7 separate regions of the Mus musculus genome follow, and regions 2, 3, 4, 5, 6 and 7 are each linked to region 1. The links are chromatin loops, found by intact Hi-C in ENCODE. Cell type or tissue: left cerebral cortex. All regions are shown on one strand.

Region 1 (4,000 bases):
GCTACTATTAATGACAGGAAGAACAGACATGCATAATCTAGAACCCTACCTCTGACAGCATTTATGCCTAATTTATTTAAAGATAGTTCATGTTATAAATCTAAAATAAAGTCAAGTTGCCTTCCCCTGAGTCTACATGAGGCAAAGTGATTTGAAGCAGAGAGCCCGGGCTGAGACAGAAGTCCTGTTCCAATTTGGTGTGTGACTTTGGGCTAGCTACTACATCTCTCTGAATTTCTGCCTTTAAGGAGAACGGTGTGACTCTCACCTTCCTGGTAGGACTGCAGGATGAAACAGTAGACATTTTGTTGGCTCTGCCAACCTTGACTGAGTGAGTGGGTGGCATGGGTCAAGTTAGTTCCCCTTCCTAGATCTCAGTTTTCTCCCTGAACAAGGCTAAGTGCACCATCTAGTTTAGAAGGTTGCTGTGGGGTTATGGTAAGGTGCTGCTCTATACTGAGGGCTTGGTCAAGGCAAGCACAAAATGAACATCGGTATTTGTGTGATTGCAGGGTATGTAAATGAGTCTCAAAGACTAACACACCCCGATATTTCAACCTTCAGCCTTGTGACTCATTCAGAGGGAGATTCCCCCTGTCTTCCAGCTCACCAAAGGAATCAGGGTTAGTGAGGAGGGACTATGTAAGGGCAGAGTCATGAGAAAGATCAAGAACAAGAAGCAAAAGATCCAAAGAAGGTTGGCAATGCATACCCAGAGGTGGCAGAGATGGGAAAGGTACAGCCAAACAGTAAGGATTTCAGCCATGGTGTAATAGAGCCACACACGAGCCCAGAGACAAGTGTGCCCCCCCCCCCCTTTTTGGCTACCAGACTATTGAATTAACAGTCCTGAAGGAATTGGAATTCCTCTACCAATCTCAAGCTGCCAGAAGATCAAGGTGCCAGCCACAGGAGGAGCTTGTCTTCCAGGAAGGTAGTTGGCAGAGCTAGTTGACAATTTGTCAGACCACCCATAGCAGACTGGAGCCCAGATGTTGATGGGTTAATGATGGGCAAGACTGTACCTTGACCTGGACTACTTAGTGATTCATATCCTTTTGTACCTAAAGCTCATGCAGAACATGGAAGAATCAGTTAGAGAGTGGGGAGATCACTAGACCTGTCTATTTGTTCTTCTTCCCAATGGAGCCACAATGAATAATCTTTCTTCTCTTCTTTTGTTACTTGCTCCTTCAGTTGGCATTCCGAAGACAGGGGGCTGAGCCTAGCTTCTTAGGGCTGCCAGGACACAGGCTTTGACCCTAACAACTCCAGGATACAATACCACTGGTAGAGAAGAACACTGTAGAGAGTGATGCCAGAGAGTAATTTAGGCCGAAGGTACCCCAGACAAGGGGAGGCACATTGAAAACCACACCAAGACTAGGTGAGGTCATGTCTGGAAGACAGATGGATGAAGCAATTTATATTTAAATGGTAAGGCAAACAACACACCCCCACTGTGCCACCGTCTATTCTTACTCAATTTCTCTGGAAGAAAGTAGAAATTATGGCCGGTGCTAATTGCTATGCACTATTGAATGTAAGCCTTGGCATTGGGATATAGGCCCTTGGGAAAGCAAGGAAAAGTTCTCCAAATAGGCTTTGGCTTCTCCATCACTAACGTGGACAACAATGCTAGGTATTTTCTGTTCGTATCCACTTTTCTCTTAGCTTCCAAACGCTGCTGCCTGAATCAGTACATCCTATCAGAGGCGCCTTGTGGACCAAAATCCTAGGGAATGCTGGGGAGCAAGGGGCGGAGGACTGATGACAATTGGCTCTGCTGCATGCTGACCTTCAGGCCAAGCCAGGGAGGGCCACAATAGTCAGGAGAGGGGTGGGGACACAGCAGGCTTGTGGCTCATCCCTTCCTGAACTCCAACCGCAGGCCGCTGGAGAACTAAACAAGGCCCTCTGCTGGGGTCCTTGTGATCTGCAGTTGCCTGTACTTGGAGGCTGGGGGAAGATGTGAGACTCCCTGAAGCTCTAACTTCCCTTCTCAGAGGTTCTGTTTCTTTCTCCCATTTTCGGGGAATGGGCGGTTTAGATATGTCCAGTAGCCACTGAATGCAGGAGCAGAGGCTGGCAAACCAAAGGAGCCAATGGCAGCTCCTATCTCGGCATCTTCCAGAGCCCCAGAGCACAACGTCTGTCCTTAGAAATCCCTAAACCAAGCCGAATACAGCTCCTGCGATACTCTCTTTATGAAAATTGCTTCTTCTCTCCGGCCTTAGCAGTCCGGTACCCGCACTAGAAGTAGGGTGCCTGGATACTCCCATCTCTGCACCTCATTGCTAGTCCTAGTACCACCCAGTTTCCGCCTTGGTGCCCTGGGCCCCACAATGCCTCCTAGTGGCCGGGTAGCACCTTCCTCGCTCAGCCTCCTACCCCACCAGGACTCCTGGATTTTGCAGTTTCGCTGGGTAGTTAGACCCCGCCGGCCTTGACCATCAGCAAGCCCTTAGTGCCCCAAGCAGGTCCCCTCGTGCCTCCCAGGGACGCACCCGCAGCCAGTAGCGGCGCAGCCCGGGGCTCAAGGCGGCGATCAGGCCCCGGCCCGGGCTTGGGGCGCTAGGGGTGAAGGCAAGCGAAGCCGGCGGGCCAGGGGAAGCCGGTGAAGGCAACGGCGAGAGTCCGAGAGAGGCTAGGCGGCGGCAGCAGCGGGCGACGCGAGGAGTCCCTGTGATTGGCACAGCCCGAGCCGGAGGAGGCGGCGAAGGGAGGGCGGAGGAGGAGGAGGAGGAGAAGGAGGAGGAGGAGGAAGGGAGCTAGCGCGGCGGCAGCGAGGAGCGGAGCCTTCAACCTCTCTAGCCGCGGCAGGACGGGGGCGGCCGCCGCGGGCCCGGGGCGGGGACAGTACGCAGCCTCGCGGCACGCACCCCCGCCCGGCAACGGCCACGACACCCGGGGCGAGCGGGAAAGCGGCGGCGGCGGCGGCGGCGGGGGAAGGATGCAGGGAAAGAAGCCGGGCGGCTCGTCGGGCGGCGGCCGGAGCGGCGAGCTGCAGGGGGACGAGGCGCAGAGGAACAAGAAGAAGAAAAAGAAGGTGTCCTGCTTCTCCAACATCAAGATCTTCCTGGTGTCTGAGTGCGCCTTGATGCTGGCGCAGGGTACGGTGGGCGCCTACCTGGTGAGTCCGGGTGCCAACTCTGCGGCGGACCCCCTTCCCTGCCGGCGCTTCTCGGGCTTGCCGCCTGGCACCGGGAAGGGGCCTCGCCGGCTCCGGGGGCAGGCGGGCATGACCTCGGCCCGGCACGGAGGTTGGCGACTGGTGCAGAGGCGGCCGCCGGGGGAGCTGCCGGCCGGAGCTCGGAGCGGGCGGGACCGTGGATGCCGGCAGCTCGCGCGCCGGGCAGGGGCTAGGGAAGGGGTGCCTGAAAGGAGATGCCGCAGGCAGGTGGGCATGAAACTGTTTCTTCTCCCCTCTTGAAAACGGAGCCATATGGCGAGTTCAGGGAGCCTCCTCAGAGACTGGAAGGCATCGCGGTTCAGGTGACCTGCACATGGGAGGAAAAGCCAGTTAGCATCCTGCGTCCTCTACTCTCCGTTTCATCCGCCCGGTGAACGAATCATTATGCATCTTTTTTCCCCCTGGCTCTTTCTCCATCCACCAATTGCTGGGGGAATTTAAAAGGCGCCCGAGTGTGGCCCTGAGCTCAGCGGTAACTGCAGGGGGACTAGTCCCACCCAGATCCCAATAGCCATCTTTCTGTGGAGGGATAAAGTTATAGTACCTGGAGAGCAGCTGCGAGTTTCTGTAGTTCTACCTTAATTCCCCATCATGGTCGCTCGCCCACACGGGGAGTGGATCATCTGTACAATATGTATTTGCTTTATTTGTCTCCAGAAAGGGATTATTGATGCCCAAAGGCCCATGGACACCTACTATGCCCAGGGAATCCACTTGTAAGGATTACCAAGTACCTACTTTGTCGCTTTCTTCTGTCTTGCTCAGGTGGTCCGCACTTGAGTTTCAGACAGTGCACTTCCAGACCTA
Region 2 (4,000 bases), 180 kb after region 1:
GGTTACCACCATATCATTCATTCCACCATTGCATTCCTGGAAGTGTCTTTCCCTAGTGGTCATATTGCAGTTCACATGGCCTTACCACTGGGTAATAATACTGATGACTTTCTCTGTAACAGCCTGCATAAGGTTTGCCAGTAATATAAAGCTAGCCAGCCAGGAAAATGCTTCCTGATCAGTACCATCTCAATGTCTCTCTATGATGCGACATATATGCATGGTATCATCTGCAGTAGGGTCTTACCACCAAGTTCTGGTGAGGAATTGGGAACAATGGCAATAGCCTGTACTATTTGGAGGGTCTCCAGGACACCTCTGACCAACAACTCAAGGACTGGTAACCTATACTTGCACTGAACTTTTATGTTCATTACAGAAACCATAGACTGCCAAACAGATATGTCATTTTATTTTTGTAGTTCCGGGGACTGGATATCCAGGATCAAAGCCTTAGTAAAGTATCCAGACAAGAGGCTACTTTTTGGCTCCTAGATGAACATCTTGCTGTATCCTAACAGGGCAGGCAAAGTGGGAAAACCTCCTAGGTATCGTATATAAGGTGACTAATTTCATTCTAAGGGTTCTGTCCATACGATCTAGTTGTCTCTAAACATCCTCATCTTGAGGGTTAAGGTTTCTCCCGGGGATTTCAGGAGAGCTGAAGCAGTCATGGCATGGTAACACTCTGGCCCTAACTATCCACCCCCAGGCTGCCTGCTAACAACACTGCTGTGCACGCTCAGATGGGTGAGTGTATTTGAGTTACAGATGTGGGAAGCTGATGTCTTCGGCTACAGTAGCATGATGCTGAAAGAAAAAAAAAAACAAAGCCCTCAGGGAGTTAGAATTAGACCTTTGCTGTTCAGCAAACTGGGTACCTATCACAAACCATGGGAATCCCAATCCGTCTCCCACCCAACCTTCAAATATGAATCTACTACTTACTGCTTACGGCGCTACTTACTCCATTCTGTTTTCCTGTTCAGAAAAAGGGAAGTGAGCTCCAAACCTAATTAAGATAGTGTTTAAGCCTTGGAACTAAACTCATTCACAAACCAATTGCACTGGGGCTCTGAGCCTTGTCTGGCCACCCCACGTTGTACGTGTGGTTCAAATTATGATCACTTATCATTAATTCTCTAGTTTAAGGACTGGAGAAGGCTTTTAAGAGTTGACTCCGCCGCTCCCCACGCTCGGTCGGATCACAAGGCTCCAGGCAGTTTGCAGTCAGCGCAGAGGCTCCATCCAGACTGAAGCATGTCTCAGAACACGCTCCTCTATAATTAACAGCTGCAGGCGCTTAGAATGTTCTGTCTGTGTGGCATCATCTGCCCTGTTCCTTGGCTGTCGGAGCTAGAAAGCTGGAGGATCCAGAGCCTCCTTTGAGTTCCCTATTCTCTGCCTTCCCCTCATTAGGGTTTGGACGTAGTGTATCTACACTTACTCGCCACGTCCCTCCTAACTGTGTAGCTGAGAAGACCCAGAACCTTCTGAGCCTCACCTGTCCCATCTGTATCGCACTGTATCTCCAACCTGCTTCGCATGGCAGTTCCTTGGAATCCAACCCTTACTTTAAGACTTATACTCAGAGTCAATCCTACTGGGTATTATTGAAACACAGTTATTGCAGAGGTCACAGATTACCGAGTCTATGCGCTGAATCAGGGGTTTTCCCTCAGGGACATTTCTACCCGCCTAGGGATAACGGGAAACCTCTGGGCAGTTTGGGTTATCAGGGCTTCAGGAAGAGAGTCCACCTAAGTACCTGAAATACCCAGGACAGCATCCTACCCAATCCAGGAATTACTTAGCTTTTGATAGCTGGGGCTCAGAGGTCCTGACCTAAGGAAACTAACCCAGATGTACATGCAGGTATTTTTGATGCAATGTGATAACAGTTTGAGAACTGGTGCATACAGAGGGCGGAGACTCTGTGGTTCTCAGTGAGGGGTCATCTCCCCTGTCCTTCGATCGATGCTGTACTGCAATATCTGAGGAAGAAGTCATTGGCACTCACAATTTTGTTTTGTGAGAGCAGTGTTATCCCATGCATACAGATCTGTCTAGTGATCCTGCAAGACCCAGTTCTCAGTTCCGATGCTTCCCCATCAACATCCACACCTAGATGAAAGGCTCCAGGTTAAAGGGACTCCAGGGTAGGAGCCCAGCCGGCTAGGGGAAGAGGCATCCCTCAACCATGAAAATTCCTTTGCGTTTGCCTTCGCTGCTGAGATCTGCTGGGGAAGTTATGAATGAGTCACTATGAATCATTGGGGAATGCCCTCCCCGGAGCGACTGTGCTGGAGAATCCACACAGAAATCTGTCGTGTCTTTTCCTGCCTCTCTCCCCAAAGACTGCAAATAAAGCCAGAAGTCGTTAACGTGACTAGAGCTATAACTTTATACTGTTAAAGTAAGAAAAGTAAAGAATGCTAAAAGCAGCCAAATAGGGTGGATTCTTGCTCAGATTCAAGAAGGGCAGAGTACAGTGAAGACTCAAGACATTGTGCTGTGTGGGCATGAGGCTCATTCAGAGCCAGCTGCTCTCCAAGCGTGTCATCCTCTGCCCCCAGCGAGGTGAAGGCAGAGTGGAAAGATCACATGGCCTTTGATTCACAAAACCAGAATTATCACACCACTGGCTTTCCTTGGCTTAGTGGTCTGCAAAGGGAGTTTTGGTGGTAACTCCCACCACTGTTTCGGGATACAGTAAGTTAAGGCCATGAAAGCTAAGCAACCATTCAGAATTAACATTAGGTGTCAGGGCATGAGAGCATCAGTGTGTCTTTCCTGTAAACAGGGCATCCTGCAGTATTTACAGCTGAAATGATGTCTGGGATGGGCACCAATATTCCACAGGATAAGAGGAGCAGGGGAAAGTGATAGGACAGTGAGCACCCATTGATGTTGGCTATGGATAGGGATGGGTATCTAGACATTCACTATGTAGTCTGTGCTGATTAGGGTTAGGGTCCCTCCCAGTCTGCCCACACATGGAGCTCTGCTCTCTGAGAACTCACCTCCCTACTCAGAGAGGGCCAACACAGAAATCTGGGAGTTAGGCATCCAACACTTCTAAACCATTTTCTGGGAACTGGCTAAGAACTGTGGAAAGGAACAAGCAAGCTGGGGGACTACTGAGGTGAAAGATGAGCTTAAGGCAGGGGGCCATTGCAATCAGTGTGTTAGACTGAGCGGGACCTGGAGGACCTGGTATTCATAGAGATGGAAGAGAGAAAAACAGCCCAACCCTAATGCTCTTGTCTGTCCCAGGCCCTTTGCCCCATCCCTGGGGTGTGAGACATAGGTGGAGTAGCTCTGATCTTGGGGCATCTCCCAGTCTTCTGGGCTACAGAAGAGGGAACACAGAGTCCTCTCAGTTGGAAGGGATTCAGAGGACAGGGCGGAGGACTTTGGAACTGGCGAAGTAAAGGCACTTACACACCCCCTTTAGCCTTTAACAAAACACAAGTCAGAGGCAGAGTGTGGCAGTAAAGTGCTGTACATCTCTGTAGCTCAGAAAAATGCCCCGTGGTGTGAGGTTACACAGGCTAAATGGCGGCTCCAAGTAGCCATCCTGATGGAAGTGTCTAGGGTGGCGTTGAGGGTCGCTGTGACTATTCCTTGGCTGCCTATGGGTTCTGTTTTGGCCCTAATGTTTCAGTTGTGAGTTCTGAGAATCTGTCACTTTTCCCATCTGGCTTCAGAAGCCGAGCCTGTACCGGTGCCTCTTTCCTGGCATATGAATGTATCTCGGGTGTGATTTGGGGACTGAGTGTGATGCACTTTGACCCCTCCTACTGAGTAACATGCTTGGGAACCAGGAGGCTCTTTCTTTTTTTTTCAACTGCCAGGGTAAGTTAGGGACACAAGCCAGCTCTTACTTACGACAGCCGCTCTTCCCCCCCCCCCCGCACCCCCCCCCCGCCCCTGTACAAATTGGCTGAGCCAGAGGGCAGGGCAAGTACTCCTCAGTTTTCTTCCTGAATTCTGATAG
Region 3 (4,000 bases), 190 kb after region 1:
AAGGGCTCTAGGATAGAGACAGAGCATGTTCCGAGCGTTGTGAAGGAGAGTTCTTTGACTCAAGCTCTTTGGTACACGCATCACATCCAGGTACCCAGAGGCTGGCCAGTCAGCCAAGAGGCCTGTGATCTCACAAACATGAAAGCTGGAGGGAAGGAAAGAAGTCTCTCTCTGCTGGGTTGAAAAGCCAAGTAGTCAGAAGCAGCTACAACGTATAGCAGCAACGTATAGCAGCAGCAGATCCTCCCCACCCTGGAGAGCCCTGACCACATAGGATGACGTTCATTTGCTTGCATCGCTTTCCATAACGTGTGGCTTCCTACCTCCCCCACCTCACCACCGCTCCAGGCTCCCTGGCAATCAACTGGTATTTTAGCAAATAAGCATTGGCTCCTTGCCCAAGGCTAGTGGCCGGCTCTGTTGCTCTTATGGAAAAGATAATTTAGAAAAGATAATTTAAACAAGACCACCACCTAGGGTATCTGCCTTCCCTGTGTCTCTGATTGTTAAGATGTTCTCCAAATAAGAAATTTTGGTCTTGTATCCAGACAGACCATAAGCAGAACTCTGAAGACACCACTGACTGACCAACTGTGTGGCAAAGGAGAGAAGGGAAGAAAAATGAGGGAACCTAGAGAGATTCAGCAAAGGAGGCAGTCACTAAGGCAGACTTAGGACGGTGTGTGGGATTTCAACTCTGCCTCCAATAGAGAAAACCTGGGTTGAGGGCTAAGCTGATTGAGGCCATGCTATCTAGCATTAGAGGCCACACCAGGTGTGCCAGGCACCACATCATGCTTTCATCAGAGTGTACACAGTACTGGCAGCGTACAGAGATGATTGACTGGCTGCCAGTGGAATTAAGGTTCTGCCCCGCCCCACGTCCATGCTTTAGACCAGCCCCCTCTCTGCCTTAGCCTCGGATAGAGCCCAAGCCCTTTCTTATCACTAGGTGCCTTCTAGATCCCGTCCACTGCCTTGGAGCTAAAGCTCAACGAGGAACCACAAGGTCAGCCTCAAAAGCCCAAGGTTCTCTACCTGACTACATATGTTACATATGTACTACACGTACTACATGTACTACATGTTACATTTTCTTGTGTTTGCATGTGAAGTGACCCACAGATTCTTGTGGGTGTGAGCACTCAGTCTTCAGCAGGTGGCGCTGTTCTGGGAGGGTGTAGAACTTTTGGTAGATGGAGCTTCCCTTGGGGAGGTAGGTCACCAGATCCGGCTTTATATCCTTGCCATCTTCTTGTTTGCTCTTTCTTTCTATCCATTCAGACATGAGCTCCTGCCACCACACACCACTGTCCTTTCCTGACAGACACAGGGTGTCCTCGAACCATGAGCCAAGATAAGTGTTGTCAGGTGTTTAGTCACGGTGACAAGAAAGATAGCTAGTCCAAGCTGAGGTGGGGAGTAGTGCCCATGCAGCATCCTGCTCTGCCTTCCTCAGCATCAGGGGCCAGGCCTACAGGATTAGTATTTATGTTTCCTAGGCGATTCCACTGTACAACCAAGTTTGAAGTTAGTGATAAGTCTGAGGGAAGAGCCACATGAGCTCTGCCTCTGTCATAGCCCTATGGCTTTAGCCGAGTTAGTGTTGTGTTTTCTTTATAAACTTTACATAGCAATAATTTTATTTCATGAATTGTGCACCGTCTGGAGTGTCTTAAGTGCTGGATAAATGGTTGCCACCCCTCCTTGCCTTCTCCCCTCCTCTTCCTCCTCTTCTTCCTCCTCAGACAAGAGCACATCAGTTAAAATGCTGTCAGACTGTGGCCAGTGAGCAATGGATAAATATGTATTGTGTGTCTTGCAGGCTTCCTGCTGTTTACCGATCATGTTTTATTCATGCATGTTGCATGCAGAAGGCTCCCTAAGAGGGGAGAATTTTCAACCTGAGGTTTGGAAGACAGAGAGCTAAATCTGTATAAATGGAGGGCAAGGAGGGCAACTGTAAGATGAGGAGAGCGACGTTCTCACCAAAGGTTTCACTGGCTACTGGCAAAGAGAGCCCGATGATGCTTGAAAAGCTGGGCGCTCCTTCCTTTCTAGACTGGTGCTGCCCTCTAGTGAGAGGAGTCACAGTCAGCCTGAGTGTCCTCATCCCGGAGGGGACCAGGCAGAGTTAAAAGAAAGGCAGCCCAGCTACAGAAACATACACTAAGGAGGGGACGCCATACAGGACATCCTCCCCAATCTTTTCAGTCCTGATACAGTTATGGTGACATCCGTCATATTGTGTGCACCCACCAATGTGTCTAATAGTCCCAGTTTGACAAGGCAGATATTCTTATTCCCAGATGTGGCATTGAGATATTATTGGTCATCTAGAAATTGAGGCATGAGCCAAAGTGGTTGAGTCTGACTGAGTCAACGGCCCTCTTTCTATGTTGTCATGGTAGCATTTTGTAGGGCAGTTCCTAGAACCCGAGGTCACATCCACCTCCTCTTAGAACCTGAGGTTATCTCCATCTCCACCATGGAGACGCTGGACGTCCTTAGAGCTGCTCCCTCCCCTCTCTGAGTTTCTGCTTTCTCATCCTACTCCTCAGACATGCTCCTCAGAATGGTTCCCTGACCACAACTTTATATGAAGAAGTGGTCACTCCAGGATGGCGGGGTGAGAGCGGCTCCACTTTCAGAATGTATTACTTTTACGACTACACAAACTAGAGATGAGTTAGATCATTCTCCTCCTACAGAGGCAGAAGCAGTCGCCAGCGTGTACCAGGCCAGATGTCACAGAAGAGAAATCTTCACATTCTGAGAGTAATCTCTGTATCTCTCTCCAGGACACCACTACATTCCCTCAAAGACTAGACTTTTTTTTTGTCAAGCACAGAACCCTTAGCTCTGCCCTTCCCCCACCCTGTGTTGTCTCACTCAGTTTTGTTAAGAAGTCAAGGCTGTCATGTGAGACCTCTGTCCTTTGGTGTCCTCCTGAGGCTGGGCTTTAGCTCCTCCCTTGCCACCTTCTCAAGGACAGCCAGGAGTGTCTGCTGCTTGCATTTCCCTTTGATTAGCACCTTGGACTCTATTGCAATCTCTGAAATAGTCTGTGCTTTAGACACAGTCTCTAGGGACCAGAGAGGTGACACAGATGGTAAAGTGTTTGCCTCGCAAGTGTGAGGACCTTAGTGCAGAATGCTAGAACCCATGCTAAGGTAGATTCCAGTGGTCCTGAGGCAAGAAGGGAGATTCCCCCAGAAGCTGGAGGCCTGCTCTCCTGTCCTACACAATGAGGACTAAGACATCCTGTGGCTACCAAGGTAGACAGTGAGGTGAACTCCCAAGGCTGTCCTCTACCTCTGTGTGTGCAGGTGTGTGTTTGCACTCACACATTCAAACACTTGCACACATATACACACACCATATACACATCATATACGCAGATGCTCTCTCTCTCTCTCTCCCTCTCCCTCTCTCTCTCTCTCTCTCTCTCTCTCTCTCTCTCTCTCACACACACACACACACACACACACACACACACACTCAGTTAAAAAGAAAGGAAAAAATACAGTCTTAGAATCTTTCCTCATTCGTTCCTGGGATTTCAGTCATTGGAAAATCTCTACGAGTCTTCTCTAATTACTCCTTATAAACATGAACCTTACACATAGGACTAGACAGGCAGGCCTTAGCTAGATGCATGTCAGTGTTTCTCTGTGGAAAATAGAGATGCTGACGTGTGCCTTCTTGTCAATCATGATAAAAATGTGGCAACCATTTCACTGTATGCAAAGGAACTGTGAAAGGCCTTTGATGTTCATTAATCACTTAAGCCTCAAAGCAGCCCTGAGAGGCAGGGGCTTTTATCACAGCCACTCTAAAATGAGTGTATGGAGGCTGGAGCGTCCCCAAGGCTGCACAGCTGGTGACTCCAGACCCTGGCCTCCCAGCCCCAAGGTCAGTGGCCTGGAATACATTGGTCGGCTCCCCTCCTCTGTTGTTGATCTAGCCTCCGATCATTCTCCACTGAGTATGGATTTGA
Region 4 (4,000 bases), 160 kb before region 1:
TTCACACACATTAACATGTAACTTCGGTGTTATCATCAATTATAATCATTCTAACCAGAATGGAGATTCTAAAAGGGCAGAAACATAGCCTTTTCCATCTCCTCAGCTTCAGCCTGCAGCAGCCATTCCATAATGACAAAAACCTATCGACTGCCAGGCACTGCATAGTCACCATACAACCTATTTACGTGTCACATTTTCAAACGAGGAAACTAAGCACAGAGAACCCGGGGAATGTTACTCCAGGTCACACTGGTGCAGAGGCTTCAGGGCTTCTCTGGTTTGATTCTGGGCAGTTACTTAAAACACTTTCAAGACCTAGAGGGCTTGCTACCCTAGCCCTGTGTTCTGAACGCATCAGATCTTTGTGGGGTCTGAGATTCTGCATTTACTTTAGATTTATTTTTTAAAGTATATGTATTATGTGAGGACCTGCATGCGAGTGCAGGTGCCTGCAGAAGTCAGAGGAGGACGTCGAACCCTCTGCAGCTGGCATTTCTGCCACCTGTGATCTACCCAATATCAGGGCCAGAATCTGAATTCAGGCCCTTGGCAAGAGTAATGTGCACACATAACCCCTGAGCCGTCTTATCTCTCCAGCTCAAAATTCCCAAGATTCTATATGACTAACAAGTGCTAGTCATATAGCCTGACTTTGAACATGAAAATCTCAACCAAAACTTTATATTCCTAGGAAATTAGGCTTTGACTGAAAGCTTGAAACTTCCTCATTGACTGGACAATTGGCATAATTCATCTTCATTGGTCACATTAATGAGAAATTTGCAATTCTGTGTCAGTACTCATTCAGCTTTTGGTCAGATCATTTAAAACAGGGACTCTGCTAACCTCTGCTGGAGAAAACCCTAGAAATTGAGAGAGGACTCCAGCTCAAGGCCCTAGGCCAGATCCAAGAAAGCAGCCTTCCCCGTGTCTTTAAATCTAACTAGATTTCCCATTCAGTTGAAAGGAAACTAAACTCCTCCCAGGACCTCGCAGGCTCTGTCTGTCTGTCCCTTGTCTGTCCCTCTCCCGCTCCTCCTGCTATCAGATCTTAGGTCACCACTGGTCTTCCAGCAGTGTGTAGAAAAGATAAGCCTTTTCCCTCTTCCTATTTGGTCCTCTGTTCTTTCTGCTTTCCCCATTCCCTTTCCTTCTCATTTTTGGCAGGCACTGAGCCCTTATTTTTCCGTTATATATTCTGTAGGTTCATTTACATCAATTTAGTCTGTAAAAGAAAATTTAAAAAAGTCTTTTTTCCCCCCAAGTCTTAAATGCTTTATTATTCTGGAGTCAGACAACAGACCAGAAAAAAAAAAATCCTGGTGTTCCATCTTACAAAATGAGCAGTTTACATTCTTAGTCAGAGAGAAGATAGTAGGGTGGTATCTACCTGATGGGCTACAACTCCTGTCTGTCTTATTTGACTACGGGATGACTAGCTCACTATGTACTGCTTATACATTAAGTTAGGTTACAGTTTGTGATATATGGAGAAACCCTCGGTCTGACTCCTCCCCCCTTCTTTCTGGGAAGACACACCTCCAAACGCTCAGGGTGGGAAACAAGGGAAGAGCGCCACTGAAGAGTAAACTCCAAAGCCCAAGGCGCTGTGCCAGGCAGCTCCCTCACACTGCACCGCTGACGCTCTCGCTTTGCGGCCCCTCTCTGAGTGTGTCCGGTGGCAGCAAGGCCTCTTTCAAGTCTGAGCCATACTCATTTATGACCCGTGTGTGACCATGCCCAGGTCTAACAATACTGACTCACGGCGCACAACACAAGACTCTACGGGGAAACAGCAGTGTGCAACTTACGACAAAACTGCTTTGGGTGCACCCCCCATCCTCTGGCTCCTGACATCTGTTCCCAGATGCAGGTGTCAGTTGGGGTTCCAAGCATGATATTCTATGAATGAATATAAATGCTGAACCGCCTCCGCATAGAACTCTTCAGCATTGACCATCCTGTTTAAAATTCCACACCCTCCCCCAAACTTGAGCACGCGCACCACCCGCTTGCTCTCTGTTTCCCACACAGTGCATACCACCATCTGGTGAACGCCATGCTTTACTGATTCAGGCTTTTACTGTACTTCCTCCTCCACCTTCCTTTCCAAGCGTAGTAAATTGTGCCCGTTTTGTTCATCGCTACACCTCCGGTATTTGGAACAGGACATGGCGCATAGTACGTGCTCACTAAATGGTCGTGCGTCATTAACTCCAAATTAAAGGTCTTGGCCAACAGCACACCCTCTTCCCATTCTTCACAGTTGTTCTTTAGCCAACAGTTGTCTTCCCCTGAGCCACTCTTCACCAAAGAAAAACTGACCAAAAGGGAGACTCCAGTGAGCCACAGTCTTTTCATTTTATCTTGCATCCCCAGCAGGTGGGGGAGATGGAAGACAAGACATCAGGGAAGACCTTTAACCCTCCTTGGGCAGCATTCCTAGCTGAGATGTAACGACCCTAGACCTTTATGAATGAATACTTCCTCTGGACTTCAGGCACTATACGTGGGACTATGTTAGACAAACTGAAAGCCATCTCTGCACAGGATTGCTAAGGAGCTCTGATCTGCTGTGCGTTCAGACAACTAGGGGTGCATGAGGGCTGTCTCGGCTCTGCATTCACAAACTTTCCAACATTTGTCTCAGAAATGTCTCCGGAAGACGAGGAGAGAAACGCCCTGTCAGCTTCCAGGGCTCGGCAGGCTCCATTTGGAGAGAAGACGGTATGTTTATTAATGAAGAAATGTTTAGTTTGGATATGTGGGAAGACAGCCAACTACCCACAGGGTTTTTAAGTCTAGCTGCCTTTAAGAGATTTATAGAAATGAAGTGACCTTTTCTCTGACAAATGGGTTGCTTCTACTTTGCAAACTTCCATCTCAACCACCTGCTCTGCATCTCTTGTCTTGATCATCTTTGTCCTTACAAGTGGGGAAGGGGGTCTGTAGTTTAAAGTTAAGTGTAACCAAGATTGGGAAATGCTAAATGTAGCAAAGCTGTTTTCTTTTTCAGCAGAGTATTTCATGAGGCCAGCCAGCACCAGGTACTCCTGGGGAAAGGGAGATGAGCTTGCATGCCTTAAAGGAGAGACTTTAGTCCTCAGACAGCTAAAGGCAAGTGCACCACGCTTTCATTAACATGGAAAGCACAAATGGCTGCAAACCAGTGAGCTCTCAGTACCAAAGCAAACCAGTGAGTCTCAGAACCAAAGCAAACCAGTGCACTCTCAGAGCTTTGCTTTTGTTTGTTTTATCATTTGTATTTTTTTTCCAAGAGAGCTAGCTCTTTCCTTTTCTTCTCATTCTTTCATATATATATATACAGTTTCACCTGTGCGACTTGGGTACACTAAGGCATAGAAAATACTCAGATGTTTCATCACCAAGGCTACCCATAGCAATGCACCACAACAAAGCTGCCTAAAACAAAGATGTCTTCCAGATCAGGAGGACAGAAATCTGAAGTCAAATTGTCAGCAGCTCAGTTTCCCCCCCCCCCCTGAGGACCATACAGGAAGGACCCATGCCAGTCCCCCTCAAAATCTCCCTCTCTCTCTCCCTCTCCCTCTCTCCCCCTTCCCCTCCCTCCCTCCTCCTCTCTCTCTCTCTCTCTCTCTCTCTCTCTCTCTCTTTCTCTCTCTCTCCAGTCTTTAGTTGTCTGATGTTCGGTCTAGGAATGAGAACAAGTACAATTTCCCCTTTGACGTTATTATGTCTGTTGGTATTTTCATTATTCAGTCTTATTTAGGCAGCCATAATGTTGAAGAACGATGAATATATCTTCCCTGTATAATATCTACTCTTACCTCAGACTTCTTGGTCCTCTGGCTCTTTCAGTCTTCCCACACTCTATTCCTTGATGTTCTTTGAGCTTTGGGTGCAGGATTTGTGTTGTAAATGTATCTATCCAATGGGGTTGGGTTCCCCAGGATCCATTGATCTCTGAATTATGACCAAATGTGGCTTTCTGTTATGGGCTCTGTCTGCTGAAAGG
Region 5 (4,000 bases), 390 kb before region 1:
TTATCAGGAACATTTCCATTCCATTAATGGTGAAGTTGCTTGGGTGGGACCATTCCTTCTTAAAATAATGATAAGTTCTTCCAAGCACAGTAGAAAATCCAACAGGGAGCAGAAACATGAGGAAATTAGATGCTTCAAATTTCTATGCAAAACTAGGCAAAATCACCACCAACAGTTTCTTCTATGTGCACCCAATCTAGACCTCACAATACGAGGCATCTAGTACTCCAACAGAAAACTACAGATTTGTGACTTGATGATTCAAAGAAAAGAATTTAGGTGATGCACGAGCAGTTATAATTTAAGGGAGTATGTCATAAAAGGGAGTATCTAAAGATACTGTTTGGCTTTTGTTTATCTGACACAAAGACATGTCTGGGAAGAACATTCTTTTTAAAATTTTTTCTTGCTTTTTGGGATTATATTATAATTACAGTTTCTCCCCTTTCTTTCTTCCAACCTCTCATATATCCCACCCACTTTCTCTCCTTCAAAATCATGACATTTCCTCCTTAAATGTTGTTACATATGCATGTATGCATATCCCTAAATATATAAATACAACGTGCACAGTTTCTAAAACCTGCTTGTATGCCTATGTTTTAAAGGCTGACCATTTGCTACTGGACAATCAATTGGTGACTTCTTCCCTGGGTAAAACTTTGTCTCTGGCTCTCAGCACTCCCAGTTGCCTGCAGCTCTTTGTCTGAGACTGAGGCTTCCTGGGTTTTCTCTTTTTCATTTCAGCATGTCCATTGGTGCTATTCTCGTTTGGGTTATGTTTAGGTAGCCATGTTGGTGTAGCCATGTGAGTGTAGCTTCTGATATCTCCAGAAGAGTCAGTCTCATAGCAAGCCTCCTGCTCCTCCGACTCTTACAATCTTTCTGATCCATGGGAGAGGAATTTTAATTATAATAAAATACTTTGATAAGATTGGCCTGTAAGCAAGTCTTTGGAGTAATGCCTTGATTAATGATTGAGGTGGCAAGGCCCAGCTCACTGTGGAGAGAACCACCACTGGGCAGGTGGTTCTGGGTATAAGAAAGCAGGCTGCACATAAGCCAGAGAACGGGAATCCGGGAACTAGCCTCCATGGCATGGCTTCTGATTTATTTCCCACCCTTAGATTCCTGTCTTAAGTCTCTATCTAGACTTTCTACCCTAAGAGTTGAAAGCTGAAATAAACCTGTTCAGTCATACTGCTTTATCACAGCAATAGAAAGGCTAAGACACCAATTAAAATGAAAATTACAATCTCCTCTTATAGTGGCATTATACCATGCGTGTGGAAATTATATAACAATAACACATTGGGAGTCACAGATAGGATTACCTTGCTGTGATTGTCTTCTGTTTTATGTGATAGTGCACTAAAATAATTCTGTATATTCTGTGAAGTTAGAGACTTATGTTCTAAAACCTAAAGTAAAGAGCCAGCTAAAAGAGGCAGCATAATTAGAATTAATATGAAACACACACACACACACACACACACACACACACACACACACAGAGCAAAAACCCTACAAAGGAAAAACAAATATACTGGTAAAAAAGAAGTGAGAGTACTAGAAAATAAATAGCAAACAAGTAGACTTACAGGGGCAAATATGTTCATAATTAACATAAGTATAAGTGGATTTACTATGCATTCCAATTACAAATTAAGTTGTCAAACTAGATTTTTTTAAAAGTAAATCTCACTACATGCTGGTTTTAATAATGACAAATGAGATGTGTTTTTGTGCTGGAGACATAGCTGAGCAGTTAAGAGACTATGTTGTTTTTCCAGAGGATGCAAGTTTGCTTCCCAGAACACATGGTGTGGCTGTTCACAACTGCCTGTAACTTCAACCCCAGAGCTACCAATGCCCTCTTCTGGCCTCCAAGAATACTAACATACCCCATATGCAAGTAATTACAAATTTAAAATACAACATCGTTTTTAAAAAGGGGGATGATTTAATTCAAAAGAAATTGAAAGCTAATGGATTGAAAAAAATTTGTTTGATGTAAACGGTAAGTATAAGAAAGGTAGATTTATACCGAAGAAAGAGCTGCGGGAACGAGGAGAATTAACAAGAGTAAATAGACAATGGTAATAAGGTTACACTATTTTGGAAGAGAAAACAGTTATAAATTGCAACAGGAGGGAGACTTGGACTGTCAGGAGGGCTGTAATGGATAAGTGGGCACTTCCACATCTAGTTAGAGATTCCAGCATTGCTCTCAGTAATTAATGGAGCTCTCAGAAAAGATGGAGGATGTTTGAAGAGAAGTGCCAGCTGTAATAAACACATTCTCATTTTTAGAGCAATTACCATCATGTGAAAAATGTGCTTTTCATTCCAAGCACACATAGATCAGACACCCAAGTAGATCATGTGCTGGTGATTAAATGTCCCAGGAAAATTGTAAGGAAAATAACTTACAATTCAGTCTTGAGATATCTGAAATGCAATTCTAGGACTGAAAATTAACACTTTCTTTTTGAGACTGGGTTTCATGTAACCTAAGCTGCCCCTAAAGTTCTCATGTAGTTGAACTTAAACTAACTAATAATCCCCATATCCACCGTCTAAATACTGGGATTATAGGTATTTGCCACCAGAAATAACTGAAAACAGACCTTTAAATAATCTATTGGCAAAAGGATATAAAAAATCAGAAATGTTTTAAAATTATGTGAAAATGGAAACAAGATATATGCAATTAGGAGTTACAGATAAAGCAACACTTAAAGGAATATGGAGTCTTGGAAGCTCTCCAACTTTAAAACCAGTGGGTTTCCAGTTAGAGAATTTCAGGAAGATATGCCAACCCAACCCAAAGAAAGTCAGTGAAGAGAAAAGTTAAAGCCAATTAAATAGAAAATACACGTTAGAGAATAACTGAAAGAGATGCAGTTTAGTTCTCTATAAGGACTGATAAAAGTTCTATATTAAAAATAGAGGAAATACAAAATACCAACTCTCAGGGTAAAATTGGTACATCATTACCAGTCAGCCAACACCAATAGGCTAGCAAGAGGAGATAGGGGAACTCTTTTTATTCCAGTAAACTCAGGTGAAATTGACAAATTCCTTAGCATTTCCAAAAGTGCCATAAGAATTAATAGAAAGGCAGAGAGATGAATCAGTCACCAAAGTGCTTGCCACACAAGCACGCAGATCTGGCTTTGTTCCCCAGTGCCCAAGGAAAAGCCGCACACAACTGCCTGTGCCTGCAGTTCCATCCCTGAGGAAGTGGACACAGGTAGATTCCTGGAGCTCGCCAGTCAGCCAGTCTAGGCAAATTAGTGAGGCTCAGGCCCAGTGAGAGAGCCTGTCTCAAAGAATCAGTATGCATTGTGCATAGATATGAAAGGATGATTAAATAAATTTAATTAAAAATATATGGTGGAAAGCAATTGATACTGCATATGAATATGAACATGAACATGAACATATGAACACACTTGGAGAAGACTAATAGGAAGTGTAAGTGTGAAAGTCTTCACAACTATTAAAGAAATAAAAATTTTGGTCAAAAACTTACAGAGAAAATGCAATTGAGAAAGTTCTTTGGTACATTGTGTAGGAAAGATTTAGGGAGAAAATGCAATTTCATGCACTCAGAATGATGTAAAGAAAGAAAAGACTAGAATATTTATTTCCCAGCAAATTTAATGAGGATTAAATAACACTGATGCTAAACTTGGACAGGGACATTGTAGAAAAACAAAACCCTTAACAATGAATGGTGTCCTACAGATCATGTATCTATTCTATCCATTCAGTCTATCTGTCTATCTATCTATCTATCTATCTATCTATCTATCTATCTATCCATCCACCCACCCACCTACCCACCACCTATCTATCTACCCTGAGCCTTAGGTGTAGGAGTTACATTATAGATACATCCACTGGGACTGAGCACCCTTGATCAATTGCTATCTATGGGTAAACCAGATATTGTTTTCTGTACTGATCTCTAGATGTAACCGTAGCTTTTAGG
Region 6 (4,000 bases), 54 kb after region 1:
CTGCAGTGTGCCTTGAAGTATACAGCTAATTATGCAGGCTTAAGTTAAAATAGAATTTGTTCCGAATTTGACATAAGCTTCCTATCTAGCAAGCCTCTACTTTACACATCCTGAGCTCTCTGAGATAGGATGTCTGGGCGCACATCTCCACCCAGAGGCCTCCCAGAGAGTTGATGCTTTGATTGAACAAGTGTATTGTAGATCGATGGATGACCTTTGTGTAGGAGGAGCCTATGAATGAGAGAAAAGTGGAGCATGTACCCTTCGCTCTCCAAGCCAAACCCAGTTAGGACATCTTTGTGTCACAGGGCTTAGAACTGTTGAAGCAAAGATGCACAGTCCCCTCCTCCATATGCTATGGCTTGTCTTGTACCTGGAGGGGGCGGGGTTCTATGGTCTTGTACCTGGAGGGGGCGGGGTTCTATGGTCATGTACCTGGAGGGGGCGGGGTTCCACTGAGCCGGTGACTATGGTGATTCTTTTCCTTTGGCTGCTGTTAAGCCAGCAAGTTGCTAAGTTGGTATCCATGACTACAGCTGAGTAGTCTTTGGACTGAGGATGCTTTCCTAGGTCCTTGGGAGAGTAGTTTTCTGGTAGCAGTAATGGATCACATCACCCTGAAGGAATTGGCCAATGAAAAGCTGAGTTTGTCTCTTGAACAGTCAAATGAAGTATGATTTCTATGCCAAGGGGAGCATTTGGGTTTTGGGGAGATGGGAGGTAGAACCAAGGCTGGTAGGACAAAACAAGGCAAGGTGGTTTTTTGTTTTTTGTTTTTCGTTTTTGTTTTTGTTTTTTTTTTTTTTAATTTCTGATCTGGTATATGAGATTTGTAGTTATCTTTCGGTAGGAAGACTGTATCAGCCAAATTTATACTTGGGCTCCTCTTTTCTTCTATGGAAGAGTCAGTTGAGTGTTATTTTTGCACAGTATATGGATAGTGTAGTGCTCTAGTCTGTCTCACCAAATTCTAAACCATGGCAAACAGACTAGTGCATAGTAGTGCTGATAGATCTTCCAGGTCTCTCTGAAATGGTTTCATGGGTCTGTTTAGAAGGAGAGGCTGAAAGCAGGCCTTTTGCACAGATTGGCCTTCATAGGTAGTTTGTTTTTTTTTTTTTTTAAATTGAATTCTCCAGGAGCAGTTTCAGAAGACTGCAGCCTATGCAGGGAATATCTGGTGTGTTCTCCTATGGCAGGAGCCATGAAGACATGTCCAAGGTCCTGAGACTGTCACAGTATTTATCTCTTCTTAGTTAGGCTCTAGATCTGGAAGCCACTCAACTCTGCTTTTAGAAATATCCAAGGGAACACAGTGCCAAGAGGAGGGGTATCAGAAGAAAATGAAGCTGGGGCTCTAGGTGAACTGTTTGGAAAGGGAGAATATTTGCTAACTTTGAGTTTGGCTCTAGAAACGCAGGCCTTTTGTCAACATGCCTAACTTAACACTGGATCGGAGACAGAAACAATGTACATATTATATATGGAAAAATACGGGCTTCTTTCCAAGGAATCCTTTAAGCTGCATGGGCCAAGAGAATCAGCCTGCACTGTCTAGGTTACAGGTCATCTGAGACCAGACCTGTTGTTAGCTGCCCGCACAGTAGGTCAGCATGCAGACAAAAGTGAAAGAGTTCAACTCAGGTCCCCCCAGCATTTCTCACTAAAGCGATTCCTTCCTTTGACTCTCTTAGCTGAGCTCTCGAAATGCTCCTGGATTCCTTCATGGGCCTCTCACAAGGCTAGCCCTGTTCCGAAGCCGGTCCTTTCTAGAGTGAGGAGGGAGTTGAGGGAACTCATTTACCGCGGGACAAAACTAGATGAATGGGGACTCAGCTCTGTTGGCCGCCTTTTCACTCCATTTCAATACAGCAGCGTGTGGAGCTCAGCCTCCTAGGATGGCTGGATAATGACCCGAGGGTGGCACGTGGCACTCTTTGTTCCCATAGGGACCAAATGGGCAGGGTTGTGGTGAAAACCCATTTGTGCATTCCTGAGGTCCAAGAGTCAAGCCTTTAGGAGTCCCGTCATGCCTTAGCTCCATGGTGTGACCATCCATTAGCTTAGTTTTCTTAGCTGTCCTTTTGTCTCTCCAAGTTCAAAATATATCAAGTGGAACTTGCTTCTTATGACAGTGTGAGTTAGATGGCGTGTGGGCTTCCTTTACTTTGGCCTTTTACTTGGTGGCTTCTTTAGTTTGTTATTGACTGTTTTTTTTTTTTTTTGTTTTGTTTTGTTTTGTTTTGGTTTGGTTTGGTTTTTTGTTTTGGTTTGGTTTGGTTTTTTGTTTGTTTAAGAAGGAGAAAGGTGAAATGAGAATGACAAAGGTGGTTTTTTTTTGTTTTTTTTTTTCTTCTTTAAACAGCTTGGAAATGTGTTACACATTTACTATTGGCCATTTCAGAAATACATAAAAAAAAGAGTAATATGGCTATATAGTATATATAATTCTAGTCTCTTTTTCTGCATTGATATGCTTTTCAGCAAAAAAATGTGCTTCTAATAAATAAGACTTTGTAATTTCATTTCTCTTAATATTTTATGAGCTTTTTGCCATGTTACTAAATATTCTTCTATGGTTCTGGCTGCATACAAAATATTCCCTTGTGAGCATGCATCATATTAGTAATATTGTCAATGGTTAGAAAGGAGCTTTCAGAATTTTTGCTGTTACAAATGAAGCACATGGGTAAACTGCAGGTTAACATACTTTACAAAAATGGTTGAGCTGGATGTAGCGGGGCTGTGGGTGTGAGTGCCGCACTTTCCAGGTGTATCTGAGGTCTGTTCAGAAGGCAGTGGGTGGGTGTTGGGGGGTGTGATCCAGGCTCAAGCAGAATCAAGGACATCCACCAGAGAGCTTGAAACCTTTGGGAAATGCCAAGATCCATGATGGAGGCAGACACAGGACTCTGTTTGAAGTCCATAAAGACAGGTGCTGGTAGGGTGAAGAGTGGGGGTCAAAACTAGGATAGGTGCATGAGGGCAGGATGAACATGGGTGGGCATAGCTTCTATTCACGTCAAGGTTCTGGAAAGAGATGCACCATTGTCCGTTATGTATAAAGATGAAGCGTGTTCAGAACCCAGGCCCCTCGGAACAAGGCAGCTGGTGGAGTCTGCCTTCCACTCCAACACTGTCGACTATGCAACCTGTCCATTTCTTCCGTTATCATTAGCTGTAGCCATCGGTGCTGTCAGGAAGTTTGCCTCATATTGTGCTGGAGTTTCCCTTCTTTACAGCTTCCTCAAACCCTTTCTCATTGTGCACTCTGGGCCCAGCAGACACATTTCTGTACACACACCCCTCAACCTTTCTGTAGTGTGATAACTTCCCTGAGCCTTGCCAGGTAGAAGGGATGCTTAAAGTCTAAGGCTTCCTTCTTTAACGGCTTCATCCTCAATTCCGCTCCTAAGAAGAGATGCCAAGGGCTAGAGGACTGGATCTGTCATAAGACAAATTCAAATATTCGGAGGGCTTGAACCATGGGGCAGTCCATCAGTTTGCTGGGCAAAACACCCTGCACTGGGAGGTTGTGGTGGTTTGTGTACTCTTGGCCCAGGGAGTGGCACTATTAGAAGGGAGGCAGAGGCACGTGGAACCCAGTGGATCTCTGCCCAGACAGCTTCAGTTATCTGCCAAGCTCCAGACTGGTTAGACCATTCTCAAAATCAAAGGTTGCTGGTGCCTGAGGACTGACACTCAAAGCTGTCCTCTGCCTTTTACCACAACCACACACACATGCACCCATACATAGAAACATGCATGTGTGTGCGCGTTCCCGCAGACACACACACACACACACACACACACACACACACACACACTGGGAGGCATAGAGTTGTGGCTCAGTGGTAGACTATGTGATGGCACACAAAAGGCCTGTAGTTTGATCCTGAGTGCCATTTAAAAAAATCAAACAACAACAGCAGCATTCTCTACCCACAAAGGAGGAAGTTAGCATGGGATAACACATGGAGTCCATTTAGTCCATTTAAAT
Region 7 (4,000 bases), 560 kb before region 1:
CTTGATAATTTCCTGTAGGTAGGGAGGTTTACTGAATCCCAGTTACTGTCCTTCAGAGGAACAAGAGAACGAGGCTTTCAAATAAGACAGCCCCGGCCTTCACTTGTGATGTATGTGAGCCTTCGCTCAGATTTCTTCAGATCAGCACTTGTGGTAATTTCAGCACAGTCTGAACATAAATGGCATTTTATTATAGCGAAAGGAAAAAAAAAGATTAGTGTAGAGTTAAATAGGTTGAGTTAGCCACCTGGCAATGTATACATATGCATGTGCTTAGCCAGGGAAAGAGGTGCATGCTGAGAAATGAGTGTTAGGCAGTTCTGAAGTTGTGCAAACAATAGAGTGTGTGCACATACAAGCAAAACTAGGTATAGAGTTACCAGGCAACCTAATCTTAGGGGACTGTCATTGTCTCTGTAGTTCATCGTCATGTAGATTTATAGATCTATAGGTCTATAGATCAGAGAATGTTGCACCATACATACGTGTAACTTGGACTTGTCAGCCTAAAAGTAAATAAATAAAATGGCCTACCAAGAGCATCATATCACAAAAGAATGGTTTTCAAATGAATAGAAAACAAACTGTTAAGCAATTGTCAAATGGATGGGAAAGGAGTCACATTGGTTAAAGTCCTCCCAAAGCATTGCCAATTTTTACTTATCCACAGAGTCCTGAAGTGGGAGCGCTTCCGTTAGAATGCATGGGACGTGTTTACTGGCACTGTTCTGATGGTTTTCAGAAGGTTCCCTTTAAAAACAACCTGTGTTCTTCACTTTGAACAGTGGAAATATAACATTGTTATAGCTCATGATTGTCAAAGCATTTTGGTAGTGTGTTGCTCAGCTGTGACTAGTGAGCCAGAGAAAGCATGTTGCATACGGAACTCTGACTGTGTGCGTGCCCATCCTGGGTGATGAATAGATGGCTTGAAAGGAAGCTCAACATTTAAAAATTATATTGTGGGAAACACAATGTAGATACTTATGACATACAGAAACAGGAAAAATGTCTCATATAATACACACACATACTAGACAGAGAGAGACATACAATTTTTTGTCTAATATACATGCTAAGTATGTACATATACATGTTTTTTAAAGCCTAATTTATTTATTGAATCTGAGCTATTTTAACATAGGCGTGAGACAGGAAAAGATACTTTAAAGACTGAAATATTTATCAGATACCTTATGCAAATTTCTCATTTTCTTTATTTTAAATGGGTCAAAGAGTAACATGGAAGGTAAGTACACTTTAAGCGTCAAGAGTGGAGCTATTTCAGGTTATTTTTCTATGCAAAATCATGGCCCAGATGAATCCTGGAGCTCTGCAATCTTAGTAGACTAGAAATGTCCCCATGTGTTGTTCTTGGTGGGGTAAACAGAACAAGGTACCAGAAAGGGCCCTGGAAGTTTGATGGTTTATCATTTATAGTAACGCATGGTTGTGATCTTTTGCCTTCTCCTCCTTCCAAAGTCATGTCCTAAGTTTGCAAAGTTTTGGGCTCTACAGAGAAGATCTGAAGGGCTAACAGATTTTATTCTTTGGTGGGAGATAGTGCCAGTGTTTGAGAAAGGAGAAAGTATATTCGTACGACTGCCTTCGTCCGTTGTGTGGTTCTATAGCAGAATTTTGCTGACAGTTAATGTGTAATGAGAAGAGATATCTATGGCTCATGGTTTGGGTGGTTGTAAAGTTTCAGCAGCATGGTGCTCAGGTCATCTTAGCTGGTATGGAAGGCCTTCCGTATTTCAGCAAGCACGGAAGCACAGTGTGAATGGGATGATTGGAAGCTTCAGAGGCACCATGAGTCAACTCCACTGAGGTAACCTTCCTGGCAGTGTTTCCAAAGAGAAGCTACCTGCCAAGGCTGCTGAAGCACGCGGCTAATTAAAAACTTAAGTCTAAGGCTGTTTTATTCCGATACAAACACTAGAGGGCAGAAGCTACCTGGACCATGCAAGACAGTCTTTACTCGGAGGTTGGTTAGCTTTGTCACCCAGTCCCTATCCAGCAGAAGAAGACAGCCTTGGGGAAATGTTTATTTCCCATCACTCTATTCTTTAGGATATCTGTGAATGTGAAGACGATTCCAAAAGACATTTTCTGAAGGAATTCCTTCAGACTCCTTGTCTGCTCAGATCTGAAATAAGGAAATTTCTCTGGAGGAATTGTAGATCAGTAACCATTTGTTAAACATTTGTGTGGACCTGCCCTGCACCATAGTATACAGCTGAGTTTGAACCTAGGCTTATTTCACCAGCTTTTTACTGTTTCCTGACATTGGTTAATTTCTTATAACAAAACCCTTTGGGTATCCCTGGAAATTCATGAGAATAATGTGTTTAAGCAAGAAGACCTCCCCTCAAAGCCTGAACTCTTACACATATGGGAGGAGGCTCTTGACATAGCTCTATTTAAAAACCAGATAGCCACTGACCTAGCTGATGGTCATCGTAATGGCCATCATCATGGGACATTTTTCCTCCCACAGCTGAGCTGATTCATGAAAAGGTAATATCATAGACCAGAAGAAGTTCCTCTTGGGAGCCCCAGCACAGTCTCTTGGGTGTGAGTGTACTTATATCATCTAGAGAAAGGTTTTGAGGTCTAGGACTAGTTACTTGATCCCAGTTGCTTTATATTTAACATAGAAAAGCTTTAAACAAAGAGTCTGGAACATGACCACAAGTTTGAATTTCTAGGGTGAGAACAATGCCCACCCAGGAATGGATACCAACCAGAGCACAGGCAAAGAAGATTGGATGCAAGAAAGTGCGCATAAGACTTGTGTGGTTCTTCCCCACGTTCTCCTCTATAAGTTCCAGTGTCTTTGGTTTTATGTGGCATTCCTTGATCCACTTAGACTTGATCTTTGTACATGGAGATAAGAATAGATCAATTTGCATTCTTCTACATGCTGACCACCAGTTGAACCAGCACCATTTGTTGAAAATGCTGTCTTTTTTTCCACTGGATGGTTTTAGCTCCTTTGTCAAAGATCAAGTGACCATATGTATGTGGGTTCATTTCTGGGTCTTCAATTCTATTCCATTGATCTACCTGTCTGTCATTGTATCAGTACCAGGCAGGTTTTATCATAATTGCTCTGTAGTGCAGCTTTGAGGTCAGGGATGGTGATTCTACCAGAGGTTCTTTTATTGTTGAGAATAGTTTTTGCTATCCTAGGTTTTTTGTTATTCCAGATGAATTTGCAAATTGCCCTTTCTAACTTGGTGAAGAATTGAGTTGGAATTTTGATGGGGGTTCCATTGAACCTATAGATTGCTTTCGGCAAGATAGCCATTTTTTACTATACTAATCCTGCCAATCCATGAACATGGGAGAACTTTCCATCTTCTGAGATCTTCTTCGATTTGTTTTTTCAGAGACTTAAAGTTCCTGTCATACAGATCTCTCACTTGCTTGGTTAGAGTCACACCAAGGTATTTTATATCATGGACACAGGAAAAATTCCTGAACAGGACACCAGTGGATTGTGCTGTAAGACCAAGAATTGACAAATGGGACCTCATAAAATTGCAAAGCTTCTATAAGACAAAGGGCACTGTCAATAAGACAAAAAGGCAACCAACAGATTGGGAAAAGATCTTTACCAATCATAAATCAGATAGGGGGCTAATATCCAATATATATAAAGAACTCAAGAGGTTAGACTCCAGAAAACCAAATAACCCTATTAAAAATGAGTTACAGAGCTAAACAAAGAATTCTCAACTGAGGAATACCGAATGGCTGAGAAGCACCTGAAAAAAATGTTCAACATCCTTAATCATCAGGGAAATACAAATCAAAACGACCCTGAGATTCCACCTCACACCAGTCAGAATGGCTAAGATAAAAATCTAAGGTGACAGCAGATGCTGGCGAGGATGTGGAGAAAGAGGAACACTCCTTCATTGCTGGTGGGATTGCAAGATGGTACAACCACTCTGGAAATCAGTCTGGTGGTTCCTTAGAAAACTGGACATAG

The links. A loop is a pair of places that touch in the nucleus more often than their neighbours do. Peaks named below come from ENCODE experiments on the same cell type or tissue, not always from the same donor. Only the 100,000 strongest peaks of a DNase experiment are listed, where the experiment ranks them.
Region 2: a loop joins it to region 1, with 7 times the contacts of the local background. A loop is called at or near these places in 21 of 42 quality-filtered maps.
Region 3: it touches region 1 in a loop (5-fold over the local background); 21 of 42 quality-filtered maps call a loop at or near these places.
Region 4: it touches region 1 in a loop (2.1-fold over the local background); 12 of 42 quality-filtered maps call a loop at or near these places.
Region 5: a loop joins it to region 1, with 2.4 times the contacts of the local background. A loop is called at or near these places in 3 of 42 quality-filtered maps.
Region 6: it touches region 1 in a loop (2.1-fold over the local background); 5 of 42 quality-filtered maps call a loop at or near these places.
Region 7: a loop joins it to region 1, with 8 times the contacts of the local background. A loop is called at or near these places in 25 of 42 quality-filtered maps.

The regions. Positions count from the first base shown.
Region 1 is chr7:74,553,544-74,557,543 of GRCm38, reverse strand. It overlaps Slco3a1 (solute carrier organic anion transporter family, member 3a1), which reads left to right and starts at 2,764. Exons shown (of 10, transcript NM_023908.2): 1 at 2,764-3,133. The coding sequence starts at 2,954. In left cerebral cortex, CTCF peaks have their summits at 1,913 (motif pointing left), 2,380 (motif pointing left), 3,080 and 3,280; DNase peaks (open chromatin) are centred at 1,945, 2,364, 2,720 and 3,351; H3K4me3 peaks cover 2,553 bases; H3K27ac peaks cover 2,370 bases.
Region 2 is chr7:74,375,124-74,379,123 of GRCm38, reverse strand. The region is part of intron 2 of Slco3a1 (solute carrier organic anion transporter family, member 3a1); the gene reads left to right. Among named protein-coding and RNA genes, the nearest start is that of Slco3a1, 180 kb to the left of the region's middle. In left cerebral cortex, a CTCF peak has its summit at 64; DNase peaks (open chromatin) are centred at 1,323 and 2,293.
Region 3 is chr7:74,365,616-74,369,615 of GRCm38, reverse strand. All of the region lies in intron 2 of Slco3a1 (solute carrier organic anion transporter family, member 3a1), which reads left to right. Among named protein-coding and RNA genes, the nearest start is that of Slco3a1, 190 kb to the left of the region's middle. In left cerebral cortex, CTCF peaks have their summits at 1,160 (motif pointing right) and 2,083 (motif pointing left); a DNase peak (open chromatin) is centred at 2,061.
Region 4 is chr7:74,717,543-74,721,542 of GRCm38, reverse strand. No RefSeq gene overlaps it. Among named protein-coding and RNA genes, the nearest start is that of Gm30459, 46 kb to the left of the region's middle. In left cerebral cortex, no CTCF peak of the experiment used is centred here; a DNase peak (open chromatin) is centred at 2,026.
Region 5 is chr7:74,948,090-74,952,089 of GRCm38, reverse strand. No RefSeq gene overlaps it. Among named protein-coding and RNA genes, the nearest start is that of 4930533N22Rik, 80 kb to the left of the region's middle. In left cerebral cortex, a CTCF peak has its summit at 1,882 (motif pointing left); a DNase peak (open chromatin) is centred at 2,241.
Region 6 is chr7:74,499,283-74,503,282 of GRCm38, reverse strand. All of the region lies in intron 2 of Slco3a1 (solute carrier organic anion transporter family, member 3a1), which reads left to right. Among named protein-coding and RNA genes, the nearest start is that of Slco3a1, 53 kb to the left of the region's middle. In left cerebral cortex, no CTCF peak of the experiment used is centred here; DNase peaks (open chromatin) are centred at 79 and 1,872.
Region 7 is chr7:75,108,778-75,112,777 of GRCm38, reverse strand. No RefSeq gene overlaps it. Among named protein-coding and RNA genes, the nearest start is that of 4930533N22Rik, 81 kb to the right of the region's middle. In left cerebral cortex, a CTCF peak has its summit at 1,942 (motif pointing right); a DNase peak (open chromatin) is centred at 1,915.